Regions from separate parts of the Mus musculus genome. Here all the other regions are linked to region 2. Evidence: chromatin loops called from intact Hi-C (ENCODE). Cell type or tissue: heart. All regions are shown on one strand.

The links. A loop is a pair of places that touch in the nucleus more often than their neighbours do. Peaks named below come from ENCODE experiments on the same cell type or tissue, not always from the same donor. Only the 100,000 strongest peaks of a DNase experiment are listed, where the experiment ranks them.
Region 1: it touches region 2 in a loop (1.9-fold over the local background); 5 of 42 quality-filtered maps call a loop at or near these places.
Region 3: it touches region 2 in a loop (2.3-fold over the local background); 5 of 42 quality-filtered maps call a loop at or near these places.

What each region holds. Positions count from the first base shown.
Region 1 is chr2:148,147,329-148,152,328 of GRCm38, reverse strand. Gm24221 (a small nucleolar RNA gene) reads right to left here and starts at 1,186; the gene lies at 867-1,186. In heart, a CTCF peak has its summit at 3,671 (motif pointing right); a DNase peak (open chromatin) is centred at 2,728.
Region 2 is chr2:148,343,687-148,348,686 of GRCm38, reverse strand. No RefSeq gene overlaps it. Among named protein-coding and RNA genes, the nearest start is that of Gm39957, 46 kb to the left of the region's middle. In heart, a CTCF peak has its summit at 2,951; a DNase peak (open chromatin) is centred at 3,126.
Region 3 is chr2:148,169,319-148,174,318 of GRCm38, reverse strand. It overlaps Gm36597 (a long non-coding RNA gene), which reads right to left and starts at 3,712. Exons shown (of 3, transcript XR_375096.1): 1 at 3,641-3,712. In heart, no CTCF peak of the experiment used is centred here; DNase peaks (open chromatin) are centred at 2,458 and 3,018; H3K27ac peaks cover 925 bases.

The DNA.
Region 1 (5,000 bases), 200 kb after region 2:
GGAAAGCCATTCCGTTGTGTCTTTATTTATTCTTTCAGAAATATTTATTGAGCACTCATGGAATACTAGACAGAATGTCCAGCACTATCAATAAAAATAATGAAAAAGGCCAACAATAGAGCAGAAAGTGTGTTTCTGCGTTTAAATATGTGTGTATTTATGTAAATGTGGGAGGTGCACACATGTTATCTGCTGAGCAGAATCCCAGAACAAGCTGGAAGTTGACACCCACAAAGCCTGGTGGCCTCAGTGCAGCCAGGTCTTCCTCGTTTTCTCAGAGCATTCTGCAGGGAGTGAGTCCCTCTGGGACCTCATCTCATGACACTCCGGAAGATACAATCATCATCCTCCCTGCTAAGTGTCAGCATCGTCAAACAAGAGCTGCAGGAACTTTCACTGATGACCAAGTCTGTGAGGGCGACAATGAAACTAAACAAACTGTTCCCACTAGAAATGCAAATCTCCCAGATTCTGCCTCTCAGAGTCCATTCAATTCAAAGGAAAAAGATCTCACAACTGGATGTAGGCAGCTGTAGACCAGCTAAACTTACAGAACTTATAGGGCAGAAATGGCCTTAGAGTAAAATGGCTTGCTTCCCATTGAGGGTGATTTGGGGAATGAGTTTTTCTTCAAGAACAGCAGATGGATGGGACACAGAAAACAAAGGTCTGTCAGCCACATATACAGAGAGCAGAGAGGCAAGCTGTTTAAATGGACCAGTGCTTTTGCCTCCAGATGTGGCAAGCTTTGCCTCAAAGGCTACAATTTGATTGTGTGCAGATTTGAGTCTAACAGTTCCAGACCTATTGTTTTATATGTTAACTGAAAAACTTAATCCAAATGTGTGCAATCTATTTTTTCTTGCAGCCATGAGACCAAATATGCACACTTCATCTGTCAGTGGCTATGACACAGCCAAGTCCTTTGAGACCAGTGACCCTGGTAACTTGAGTATGGCCTGTTTCGACTTCCATTCCAATTTACAACTTCTCCATGGCAACTGAGGAATCACCTCAATTGAGTGAGATGGTTCCTAGTAGGAAAATGTTTGCTGGTCTGCACATAACTTGCAGTAGATGCACATAGCTCTGTCCCTACCAAGATTTACAGACCTGGTAAGGTAATTCTCTTATTTGGCTTGTAATACAAATTTTGTAAAACACTAATTTTGATTCTGCTTTTAGTTTTTCCCAAAATGGAAATGTCTAAGCTAAGTTTATTTTTGGTTATAAAACTAATACATGCATACATTGTTCCTGTCAAAGTCTGAACACTTGATGGAGCTAAATTCTCTACTGAAAACAAACCCAGTTCCTGCTGTCTCCTCAATCAGGAAAAATATTCCTTTCCAAACTTTTGCTACATTCTCATTCCAAACACTTGATACATGCTAAACCCACAAACTCACCTGGACCCGTTCCTTTGCTTTTGTCTATATGTGAAAATTGAGTTTCCACCTAACGTTTGCAGCATCAAATTAAAGGTCTTTACAAAGAGCTGAGGTGTCTGCTATGGTTTTAGTGCTTATTGCATCCCAAACCCATGTTGAACTTTAGTTTCTTTGTCTGAGTACTAAGAAATGAGACCTTAAGAGGTGACTCAGACATCAAATCTGTGCTCCCGTGAATGAAATTGGTACCATCTTTGCCTCTTTGTCCTTTGCCCTCTACCATGTGAAGATGAAAGATCTGTCACTTGGGGGGTGGGGGCGAGGCATTCAACATTCCAGACAGAAGTGGAATTAATAAATCAGCTAGCGCCTAATGTGATGCCCTATTGGGTATCATCCCTCTCACAAGATGGTCCTGCCTTCAGAGACCTCTGTCTTGAGCCTCCAGAGAGGAGCGCTGCTTCTGGCCCATGGGAGTGTCTTGTAAGGGTTTGTAGAAAAATAAGGAAAAGCTAAGTAAGCAATGATTAGACTAATCTAGGCAAAGGAAAAACTTTAACATAGTTTCCCTACATACTTCTTTGACTAGAAAAATATAAGGTAGAATAAAGTCTGTAAATACACCCCAAACAGCATAAAGTAAAATTTATCTGGCCCAGTAGGCCATAAGATGCTTTAGTGAATTATGTGAATGGATATTTCTAAAATCTACTTCATGAAAGTTCAAGTGTCTTGTGGTCTTTAGGCATAATTGCTTATCCTCTGTCAACATGAAGCTCACAACATTCAGTGCTTTCAACAGGCCAGCAACTCACTCTAGGCATCCCTAGACAAACCTTGCCTCTTCACTTGAGAGATGATCACTGGTCTAAGGAAGCAGAAAATATGGCCGCAATGAGCTCTTGGAACTGAGTGCTGTATATTCCAGGAGTGAAGCATCCCTGGCAAAGAAAATCCTGCATGCAGAAGGACCTGGCTCATGTCCACCTGTTACACAACCTGGAAAGATGAACAGCATCACATGTTTACAGAGCTCCTTCCCTAAGCCAAGCATGAACGTATATGGCTGAGACTCATTCTGCAGCACTCTGGTCTGGGTTCCAGCACACCAACTCTCATCTCCTCCCAAGATGGACTATTCCATGATGGCTCATGGATATGACTACAGATCTGCATGAGAATGAGGGTAGGCCAAGTTGAAGCTTGCATTGTCCTGAATAACAGTGGCCACAATGACCTGGTAGCTTGGGACTGTCCCCTTCTGAACCTTTCCAGGCTACTCCCTAGCCATCCCTCCCCCATCATTCCTGGGAGTGGACAACTTCCCTAGTTCTGAATGTCTTTTCCTTCCGCTTGGGACACCTCACTTTTCCTTCAGGAAAGGCAAGTTCCCCCAGGCAGGATGTTCCCCACCCAGCAAAGCAAGTCCTTGAGAAGCCTCAACACTGATGGCAGCTTCAGACTCACAGGACTATTACAGTGGGTGCATAAGAATGGGCCTCATCAGAGTGATAATATAATAAAGTCACAGAAGCAACCATTCTCAATTTGTACAGCAAAAGCTATTTTAGAGACACATAGAGAGTTCCCTAATCATGTAAAACACACCAAATAAACTAGGGTTGTTTTGCATTCTGCCTTCCAATGTTCTTCACAATAGCTACTCTATCCACAATTTCACATACTCTGGTTTGCACTCTTTTTCTTGGCATCCACAGATGCACGACTTCACAGAAACCTTCCAATTATCTTAAAGATTCCATCCTTTCTTCTACATTGCTATGTCTTTTTTCCCCTTGGTAGTGCTGGGCACAGAACCCATAGCCTAGCACATATAGGCAAATGATCTATTCCTTACCATACACATTCCCTCTATGGAATTTCTGTTTTTATTACATTTTCCCTATTCTTGTTCTTCCCAGGGATTAGGCCTCCTCTGAAGAGGCCCCATGCATGATCCCACCCTTTCTAAATTCTCCAAGGACATTCATTATCTTGCAACTGCCTTATGTTTAATTTATGTTCTTTAATTTTTCAACTGTGTGGTCCTAACTAATGCATCTGGTTCTCTGAGAATGATATGTTCTCAATACAGGGAAAAACATTTATACACACAAGAACACTCAGGAAGATAGCCCAACCTAATAAACAAAAAATAAATATGCAAAGTAAAATAAACAGAAAAGAAGTGTGGCCAGTGAGCACATAAAAAAAAAAAAAAAACACATCCCCCATCACTAGATGGCAGAGTGAGGTCAGTCAGGTCTACTGCAACCAGAAGGAGTCAGTGTAAATGAGCTCATATTCAATTTGTGCAAAGGAGAAATCTGCTTGCAATAGAGAAAATAAGGAGAGAGGAAGGAGGAGAATGGAGAACAGGCTGCAGGGGACTCAGATAAGTGAGATGTAGCTAAGAGTCAGCAGCTGTGACTAAGCCTGCAGTATCTACCAGCAGCCTGTCACCAGGGCTAAGATTCTGGCTTCCCTGGTTACTGGGACTGCAGATGGAGCTCTACACTCAGGGAAGGCTGGCTCAAGCAGGACACCATCTTGGCAGTCCATGTGCTCTAGAGAGGGTGGAATTGGGAAACATGGCTAAGCTGTTAGAAATAGTGTTTGTTCAAGTCCTTACAGGTCACAGTAGAGGCCTAGTAAGGGCTTGGGCAAAGAAATAATCTGTCACCATATAAAACCAACCATTTCTGGTGAGATGGCTCAGCAGTCAAGAGTACAAAGGATACCTCTCCTGGGCATATACCCAGAAGATGTTCCAACTTGTAATAAGGACGCATGCTCTACTATGTTCATAGCAGCCTTATTTATAATAGCCAGAAGCTGGAAAGAACCCAAATGTCCCTCAACAGAGGAATAGATACAGAAAATGTGGTACATTCTCACAATGGAGTACTACTCAGCTATTAAAAACAATGAATTTATGAAATTCTTAGGTGAATAGATGGATCTGGAGGCAATCATCCTGAGTGAGGTAACCCAATCACAAAAGAACTCACATGATATGCACTGACTGATAAGTGGATATTAGCCCAGAAACTTAGAATACCCAAGATACAATTTGCAAAGCACATGAAACTCAAGAAGAAGGAAGACAAAAGTGTGGATACTTTGTTCCTCCTTAGAATGGGGAACAAAATATCCATGGAAGGAGTTACAGAGACAAAGTTTGGAGATGAGACAGAAGGAAGAACCATCCAGAGACTGCCCCACCTGGGGATGCATCTCATAAACAGCCACCAAACTCAGACACTATTGCATATGTCAGCAAGATTTTGCTGGCAGGACCCTGATATAGCTATATCTTGTGAGGCTTTGCCAGTGCCTGGCAAATACCCTGGAGGGCATCATCCTGAGTGAGGTAACCCAATCACAAAAGAACTCACATGATATGTACTCACTGATAAGTGGATATTAGCCCAGAAACTTAGAATACTCAAGATACAAGATACTATGTGCAAAACACATGAAACTCAAGAAGAAGGAAGACAAAAGTGTGGACACTTTGCCCCTTCTTAGAACTGGGATCAAAACACCCATGGAAGGAGTTACAGAGACAAAGTTTGGAGATGAGATGAAAGGATGGACCATCTAGAG
Region 2 (5,000 bases):
GACACAGCTCCTCACTCTAATGTTTCCTAGGATTGCCAGAAAAAAATAGAGATCCAGAATAGCCATTTGCCTTGGACTTTGGATATGCAATGAATGATACTGTAGTGCACATTTATAATGTTTATGTGTACCGCTTGTGAGCATAATTATAGTAAAATATTATGCATCCTATAATGTGAATTTAAATTTAACTGGATGTCCCAGCCTTTTATAACCTACTTGTGGTGAATCAAACATTCACATGTCAAGCATATGCTTGCATACACATACTCACGTGGACTCCCATACATGCACATTTACATGCGTGCTTACATACATATATACTTCCTCACTGTATTCTACATGACTTATTATCATAATATAAGTGAATGCTAGAAACATTTAAGTAAAAAACAAATCACTGGGAAGTACTTTTTAAAGCATATTCTTTAAAGGACAGTGGATCCCATATCCTGCAGGTGGCCACTGATATAATTCACTGTTCTTCCTTGGAGTTTTAAGAGAACACTTTCAAGCTCAATGGTTCAGATCAGTCAGTGGGATATAGGCCTCTGCAGGCATCTTGGGATGGTATTTTAAGATACAAAATGTGCGTGTGTACGTGCGTGTGTTTTTGCTTTTAGAGGTCAGTGTCACTGTGCCTGTTATTTTCCCCTTTTATTGAAAATAGTTCCCCCCTTGCAAAACACGTCCTGATTACAGTTTCCCCTCCCTCTACTCCTCCCAGTTCCTCCCCACCTCCCCTCCCATCCGGATCCACTCACTTTTGTTTCTTATTATAAAACAAACCAGCTTCTAAGGGCTAATAATAAAATAAAATGCTATATAAGAAGATAAAACAAAAACTACCACCATGGAATTGGGCTAAGCAAACAACCAAAAGGGAAAAAAAAGCCTAAAAGAAAACATGGAAACCAGATACCCACCCATTCTCACACCCAGGAATCCCATAAAAATGCTAAACTGGAAGCTACAAGACATACACAGAGGACCTGGTGCTGACTTGTGCAGACCCTGGGTATGCGGGCCCAGTCTCCGAATCAATATGTGCTTTGATCATCTTGATTTAGAGGGCCTTGTTTTCTTGGTACTCTCCTTTCTGGCTCTTACACTCTTGCAGTCTCCACTTCTACAGGGTTTCTTAAGCCCCGAGGGAAGGGATTTGAAAGAGACATTCCATTTAGGGCTGAGTGTTCTAAGGTCTCTCCAGTCTCTGCATGTCTGGCTGTGGGTCTCTGTATTTGTTATCATCTGCTGCAGGAGAAAGCTTTTCTGATGATGGCTGAGCAAGGCACTGATATTAAGAATATAGCAGAATGTCGATAAGAGTCATTTTATCCTATCCTTAAAAAAATGTCTCATACTCTACTCCTCCAAGTCCTCTGCTCAACCTCCCCTGTCTCCCAGATCCACTCTTCCTCTCTGTCCCTTCAGAAGAGAAGGTCTCTCAAGGATATCAACCAAATATGGCATAACAAGATACAATAAGACTACACAATCCTGCTGGGAGTAGATGTCCCAGGGTAGTGTGGTGCACAAGGTGGGGCTTCCTCTTCTCTGAGGAGAAGAGGAGGGAGTAATGGGGAGGGGAGGGAGTTGTAAGGGTGGGACAGGTAGGAGAGGAGGGAAGAGGCTACAATCAGGATGTAAAGTGAACAAAAAAATAAATTATTTAAAAAAAAAAAAAAACAAAAGACTGGGCACAAACTCTCATATCAGGGCTGGGTGAGGCAGCCCAGCAGGAGGGAGAGTTCCAAAAACCAGAAAAATACCAAGAGGCATCCCCAGTCCCACTGTTAGGAATCCCACAAAAACAAGCTGACACCCCTAATGTATACACAGAGGACCAACTGCAGACTCACAACCAAGGAGCTTTTCAGTTTCTGTGAGCCCCTATGAGCCCTGCTTACTTGATACTGTGGGCCATGTTCTTGTGGTGTCCTCAACCCCCTGGCTCCTAAAATTCTTCCTCCCCTTTTCCCCAAATTCCAAGAGAAGGGACCCTATTGAGGTCTCTAGTTTGGGCTCTCTCTGTGTCAAGTTTTTGAATGTGGGTCTGTGCAACTGTTTTCATCAGGAGCCAGAGGAAGTATCTCTGATGACAATGGGCTAGGCAACACTGATCTATGAATATAGCAGAATATTATTATGAATCATTTTATTGATTTCTCCCAATATCCTAGGTCTAGGGGTTATCCAGCCTCCAGTTTCTGGTCATCCAGACAGTATTAGGTATGGATTCCCTCTCCTGGTAGAGGTTAGCTACTCCCACAAGTTCTTCATCTTCATTAACCCAGCACATGGCTTGGTTGGTATTTGCAGAGTACCTTCCTGTATCTAAGAAGCTAGCACATTGGAGTAAAGGCTCTATGTAACTACCAGTTTGACCTCTTCATATTATGTGAATTGTGTAGGTGTTGTCTTCAGCATTGTGGCCTTGCTATTGTTTTGTGGAGAGCAATTATAATTGTCTTGGCAACAATTAGAGTTATTTGAGGATTCCCATGGGATCTCTTTGGCCATAAACTCAATTAGATGTAACCTAATCCTGGGACTGGAAGCTTCATTTAGTGACTACAGATGGTCAGTTAAGTCTCTGTCTCCACCATTACTTGGCAATTTCAGTTTGATCAACTTTAAGTATGTATATTTTTAAGGAAGCTTCTTCTATATTAGGTTTCCATACTATTCTTGAAACGGTCCTTAATTTTGGCTGTCTTTCCCCCTATTCCTTATTTTTCCTCTCTCCTCACAAGATCTCCTGTCCTACACACCCCGTTCATCCATAACTACCTATTCTATTTCTCTTTCCCAATAAGATCAGTCTGCCTCGCCAGTAACCTTTGTGGTTCTACTGATATACTAGTTGAGCTCCAATTGCTAGAAAACGGTGGCTTTCACAAAGGACACCATCTACAGGTAGACTACAGAGATCCCAGTCACTGCCAGGCAGCTCCTCAGCTCCTTGTAAACATGTCCCTTTGTACTTCCTATGATCTGGGTGTATTTATTTTACAGAAAGGATTCTCAGCCCATCTGGGATTTGTTTGGAAGAGATTGCCTCTTTACTTTCTTTATAAAAATAACCCTTGCCTTTATGTAACTGGGCTGACCATCAGTTTGTCAGGCAGGCCTCACCTTTTCCTGGGAGTGTCCTTGGAAGCCTTGGTGCCTGTGGCTTAACCCTTCACATGCTCTAGCTCTAGGTTGGTCTCCTGTAGCATACAGAGTCACAGTTCTGGGCTGTCTGTTCCATCTTTTTCTCCAGCATTCCCTGGTATCTGGAGTAAATGTGCATGGTTGTCTTGTCTTTAATGAATGAGAGAGGAAGGAAATGGAGAAACCAAATGGGTTACCACCTTGTTCAATGTATTTGTTACTTCTAACTCTATACAGAGAAGCAATGCTATTAGCAGTCAAACTCATGGGTCCACCCTGACCAGGGCACTGAAAAAAAAAACACTTGGTCTTATAAATAATTGCAAGAATGGTTTAGGAAGTTTCCACTTGTTCTTCCTGCATAGAAGCTGGAGTTGTATGGAAGTGAAGTAGCAGTGTTGCATGAACCAGACCAATAAGCAAAAGGACACAACCCTCAAAGACTGGCATCCAAGGGCTCACTTAGACCAAAGGAAGGAAATGGAAAGAAAAGGACCAGAGCTTGATAAGAACAGAGACAGGAAAGAGGGACTGTGGGAAGCAGTAAAGGGTCGGTGTGCTCTTTGAAGCTGTTGAGTACTTAAGGCCATGTTCCTATTTTAGTTAGGACTTGAACCCATGCTGAGTAGGATTAGAGGAAACTGATCCTTTTGCTAGATTTATCATACCACTGTCCTTCCATCAAGTCAGAGGGGTGAGACAGACACAGATTTGATGTCTGATAGCTAGTGGCCATTCAGCAGGGACATTTTTCCTTGTTCTAAGGAATATGAAGAACTCTTCACTGATTTCCTGAAAAGCCTGGTGATATAGGGATGTATGCAGAAATGCTATCTGTATCATACATGACACTGAAAACAGAGACCATCCAGGAAACAAGGGGACAATGCAGTAAGAACAGGAGCCAGCACCTTGGTCCCCACCCACTGCCTCAGTTTGCCAGTGTGCTTTGGGGGTTTGTAATGACAGACTTGTGGGCTTAGTTCAAAGCAATGCATGTCAATACGTAATAACTTCCTGAAACCCATATCTAAGTATAAATGTGATTCTTTTGACAGTCTGGAGACCTCCTAACAATGTCTTCCTGCAGAAAGACCTATTGTCATGCAATCATAGACTTCATTTCTGAGAAAAGACAATTGTTTTATCACAGGAAGAAGGATGTTGGCAGGGAACAGGAGACCATTTGGCTTTCATCTTTGATTACTTATAAGTTTCCAAATATGTACAGAGTAACACGCAGTCACCTCAGTGCAGACTTCAGTAAACTGGAGCCATCTCAGTATCTTAATGCTATAAAGATAAAAGAGGAGCTGGATTATCACAGAGAGGAACTGGCTCTTACCCCTGAGTGTGGATGTACCAAGTGACTTGTTTCCAAGTAGTACAACATGGAAAGAGAGTAGCTTTAGGGGTGAAGAAAAGATCATGCAGTAGTTTGAGCAGGCCCCCACCAGGTCATGTGTTGCAACTTTAATGCTGAGCTCATATGCTGATGCTTTCAGAGGCAGGGCTTTTATGAAGGGATTAGGTTCTCATGAAGGCATGAGGGTATATATAGTATTAGGATGGCATTGATGACTTTATAAGGACCTAGTGATACACTCCTATAATCCTAACTTGGAAGGTAGAGGCAAGGGGTAGCATTTTGGGTAAAGACTAGGCTATAGCATGAATCTGTTTCAAATGAGTAACATAAAATAAATAAAATCAACATGATAGATAACAACCAAAATGAAAGAAAAGGAGAACTGTGGTGGTTGCTTGCATCCTATTGACAGGTGGTGAGGCAGTGAGAGGCCCTTCCCAGTATGAATCAGATCTCAGTTCCTTCATTGTAT
Region 3 (5,000 bases), 170 kb after region 2:
ACTTTAATCCCTAGTTTAGCTTCTTTATCCAAAAAAACTTGGAGTGATGCCATATACCAGTGAATTGTGAAGATGAAATGGGACAAAATAAGAAATTTATAGAATAATACTACAGAACAATTCCTACAATATATTCTAAATCAATAGATATTACACTGACTAAACAGACGATATCTCAAATGGAGTCTATTAAGTCTGCTAAGAAGATTAATAAGATCTCTGCCTGACCCAACTATCTTACTATCACCTTAGCCTTGCTAGGGGCAAGATGGCCCTCCTGCTCCATTCTTCTTCTCTGTGTCTCCATTTCTATCTTCCCCTTTCTCTTCTCTCCCACTCTCTTGATTGTGCCCATGGCAACTCTAATTTGGGGACTCCTTTGGGAAGCCATAGGTCATGTCTGCTGCTATATCTCCCTGTGCTAGCCATACCAAGCGCCAAGCTTCTCTCAGTGCTAAGAGGGTATTCTGAGTATTCTGGTAGGCTATGGTCCAACTGAGGTTGAAAGTGAGCACTTTCATCTCAGTGTGGGTTCCCTCAAGATAGTGATGGCTTTCAACTTTCACCCTAAGGACATACGAATATTTCTGGCACCTCCATTCCCCCTGCTTCTTTGGAAAAGTACTGTGACATTATTGTGCTAAGATTTTTAGGCACTGGGTTCCCTGTATCTGTATCTTAACATGCATCACAGGTGTGGCCCAGTACCTTTGACATATTTCATTATTTCACAGTCTCTGTAGTTGAAGATATAGGACTTCTGTTACTCTACTTCACCAGCGTTTGAAGCTAGCTCTCCCTACACACCTAATTCTCACCACAGCACTCCACAGCTGCATCTACCATGCCCTACAAAGAGCTACTATCTCCAACCCCTGTTTAAGAAGAGTCAAGTGGCCCAGCACCCAAGCAAACACATGATGTGCAGGTGGCCTGTCATCCGGCCTTCTTTCCAGACTCTATTAAGTCCACCCTCAGGGCTGGTGGCTTAGCAGAGCCAGAACCCCATGACAGTTAGAAAAAAAGACCCTGTCATCTGCCAGTACGTAATACTTGCTTGTGTTTGTCTCCCTCAGGCATGCAAGGTGCATTTTACCTTTTAAAAATGACCTGAAACTTATATTACAAAGGCGCCTCAGCTGTGGTTACTTTGCTTTGTACTGCCTTGAGGGCAGAACATCTGTCAACAAGTGTTATACAGACTAAATCCTTTACTCAACCATGTTAAATCCTCAGGATATTAGCCTTCTTCCTTGCTTTATAAACAAGCTTCTTAGTCCATCACTACCCTTTATCTTGCACTGGCCACCTCAGTATTCCCCACATCACTAACTTTTTTTCTGGCACAATCCTCATCTCTGACACTTAGCAGGAACTCAGGGCAAGAGTTAGCTTGAACGGAGTTCCCTCTTTCCCACACCATGGCCAAGCAGGCAGTAAAAATGCATGTGGTGACCCATTGAGATACTCCCTCTTTGGTACAAAGAGAGCTCTTACTTGGGGCTGGTAAAATGATTCAGCTGTTAAAAACACCAGAGGAGCAGAGTTTGATTTCTAGCCTCTATGTCAGCATATAGTTGTCTGTAATTTCCAGGGGGGGGGTCTGACACTTGTTTCTGATGTCCAAGGACTCCTGACCATATGTAGCTACACTCACACACACACATACACACACACACACACAGAGAGAGAGAGAGAGAGAGAGAGAGAGAGAGAGAGAGAGAGAGAGAGAGAGAGAATGAATGTGAGAAACCTCCAAGTTCTCCAGTTACCAGGTCTGTGTGTACACCATAGTGTTTCAAAAGAGGAACACTAAACCTCCAGCAGCCCAGAACCTGCAGTCCAATCTGCATTTATAGCCCACATAAATTCCAAGAGCCAGACTTAGACACAGTAGGACAGACAGACAGGCACAGGGTTTGTCACAGTGTTGTGACAAAGTTTCATAGAGGTATAATCCAATAGAGGAGCCCTGAGCATCTCTGTTCAGTTTCTACACTGTGAAATGTTTTAATGTTCTTTTCTTTCTTTAAAAACAAAACAAAACAAAACAAAACAAAAAAAAACAAATTAATCCACTGATTTAAGGCAGACTCTCATGTGGCTTGGGATAGCCAGGAACTCACTACGTGGCTAAAGATGACTTTGAACTACTGACCCTCCTGCCTTTATGTCCCAAATGCTGGAATTAGAATTGACCTACACCAATATATCCAGTTCATGACATGTTCTGACCAAGCCAGTGTTTCCTGAATGCTAGGCAAGTACTCTACTAACAGCTACATCCACAGCCTGGGCTCTGATGTCCTGAAGGAACCTGGATAAACAACACTACTAGAGTGTGAGTCTTATAGGAACAACATTGTCCCTTAGACTGGCATCCACGTGACCAGAGACTATGCACTGGACTCTGAAGCAATGTTAGGATTAGAGGGGATGTGGATATTGTTTTTCCCTTGACCTTCCTGTGTCCTTTGAGGGAGGAGCCAGCAGGAAGCAGGGGTGACATGTAGAGATGCCAGATGGTATGTGGGCTGGTTCAGAGAACCCTAACTTTGATATTGGAGTAATCCTGCTGGATTTATCAAGCAATTGAGCCCTTAAGGGCTGCCTCATTTTAGAACTCTGACTTGCAGAGTTTGGTACAACATATTGGAATGTAGATTTTGGAGCATGACCAGTCAAAGGAAACCATTATTCTCATACAATCCCAGGAAACATAGCACTCCTCTGTTAAGATGCTGTTTTAAGGGTCAGCCCAGACTTGTATGGCCATAAACTGTTGTGTGGTTGTCTAGGGGATGCTGTAGCTATAAGCTGCCCACACGCATGGCTTCACCCAGAGGCACAGAGACTGGTGCACATTATCCATCCCTTCCTTCTCTGAGACGATTGCTTTGCTTTGACTGAACTGAGTTTCTCCCTGGGTTTGTTTCATAGACATTAAAAATAGCAGCCAGTTAGGCCCTCTGGCCTGGAATTTCCTGGAACCACCCACTGCAGGACACTGGGCTCAGGCTGTCACGGGCTCTTTCCCTGAGTCGATCCCACTCCACCCTTTGAGTCCAGCAGGAGTGTTAGGAACCAAGTGTATCCAGGGGTGAACTGGTGACATCCCTTCCTGAACCTGGGGTAGTTTGGAACTAAAAGGTCTCTTGGAGCTCTGGCAGTCTGGTTGGAGTAGGCCAGAACTGAAGATTGAGTCTGGTGTTAGAACTCAAGGACTCTGCTTCATTCTGTGTGTGATATTCTTCTCTTTTTAAAAAAAATACATTTTTTAATTAAGGTAGAATGACATCATTTTCCTAGCATGAACTACACAGTATTCTTTCCTTAACCTGCACTTTCTTACTTGGAAAATATGATTCAGGCATTCTCCCTAACTGACACTTCGCCTGTGAGATCACTGGCAACTAAATAAAGGCACAGAGGTGACTCCTAGCATTTCCCAGAGATGGATCTGAAACACGTGGCCCTACTTAGGATGACGTGGGTAACTCTGCTGATCAGGGGCAGCCCCCTACCACAACCCTCAGAGTTCAGTTGCATTTGCCTTTGAGAATACAGACTGTTGAGAAAACAAACAACAAAACAAAACAATTATCAGTCAGAGAGATTCAAAATAGATAGTGGTTCCTACCTGCATACTGATTCCTCGAGAAACAGGAGAGATCACACAGGAAAAAGTCAGGAAGTATGGTACCACCCATCTCCTCCTGCCAATGATACAGGGAAAATTATAGAAGTAGTTAAGAGGCTCACGGGCACAGGTGTATGCTGAGAATAGGCCAAACTACAGATGTTTTTGCTCTCAGCATAATGGACGCTGTCCTACATCATGCTGTTTCTGGAATCACTGTGTGATAAACTATCAGCTTAGAGATGGCAGACTAGTGAGGGACGCTAGGAAGCCTTCGTCTTCCCATGCCTTCCCTGACTATGCTGACCTCTCTTACCATCTTAGAGGGTGTGTTACAGACCTGAGCCCTGTCCTTCAGGTGCCTTTTGGTATAGCTTTCCTACAAGATTAGTTTTATCAAATGCAATGCAGATTCAGCAAACTCAGATCTTGGGTGTATATAGATGGTGAAGGTGCCTATCAGTTGAAGGAAATTCAAGGTCACTCTTTTTTTATTTTAAGTATTTTTATTAGATATTTTCTTTATATACATTTCAAATTTCAAATGCTATCTGGAAAGTTCCCTATACCCTCCCCCCGCCTTGCTCCCCTACACACCCACTCCTACTTCTTGGCCCTGGCATTCCCCTGTACTGAAGCATATAAAGTTTGCAATAACAAAGGGCCTCTCTTCCCAGTGATGGCCAACTAGGCCATTTCTGCTACATATGCAACTAGAGACATGAGCTCTGGGGGTACTGGTTAGTTCATATCGTTGTTCCACCTATAGGGTTGCAGACCCCTTCAGCTCCTTGGGTGCTTTCTCTAGCTTCTCCATTGGGGGCCCTGTGTTCCATCTTATAGATGACTGTGAGCATCCACTTCTGTATTTGCCAGGCACTGGCATAGCCTCATACGAGACAGCTATAACATGGTCCCTTTAGCAAAATCTTTCTGGCATACAAAATAGTGTCTGGGGTTGGTGGCTGATAATGGGATGTAGCCCTAGGTGGGGTAGTCTCTGGATAGTCCATCCTTTCGTCCCAGCTACAAATTTTGTATCTGTAACTCCTTTCATGGGTATTTTGTTCCCTATTCTAAGGAGGAATGAAGTATCCACCCATCGGTCTTCCCTCTTCTTGATTTCCTTGTGTTTTGCAAATTGTATCATGGGTATTCTAAGTTTTTGGACTACTATCCACTTATCATTGAGTGCATATCTAATGACTTTTTTGTGATTGGGTTACCTCACTAAGGATGATATCCTCCAGATACATCCATTTATCCAAGAATTTCATAAAATCATTGTTTTTAATAGCTGAGTAGTAGACCATTTTGAAAATGTACCACATTTTCTGTATCCATTCTTCTGTTGAGGGAC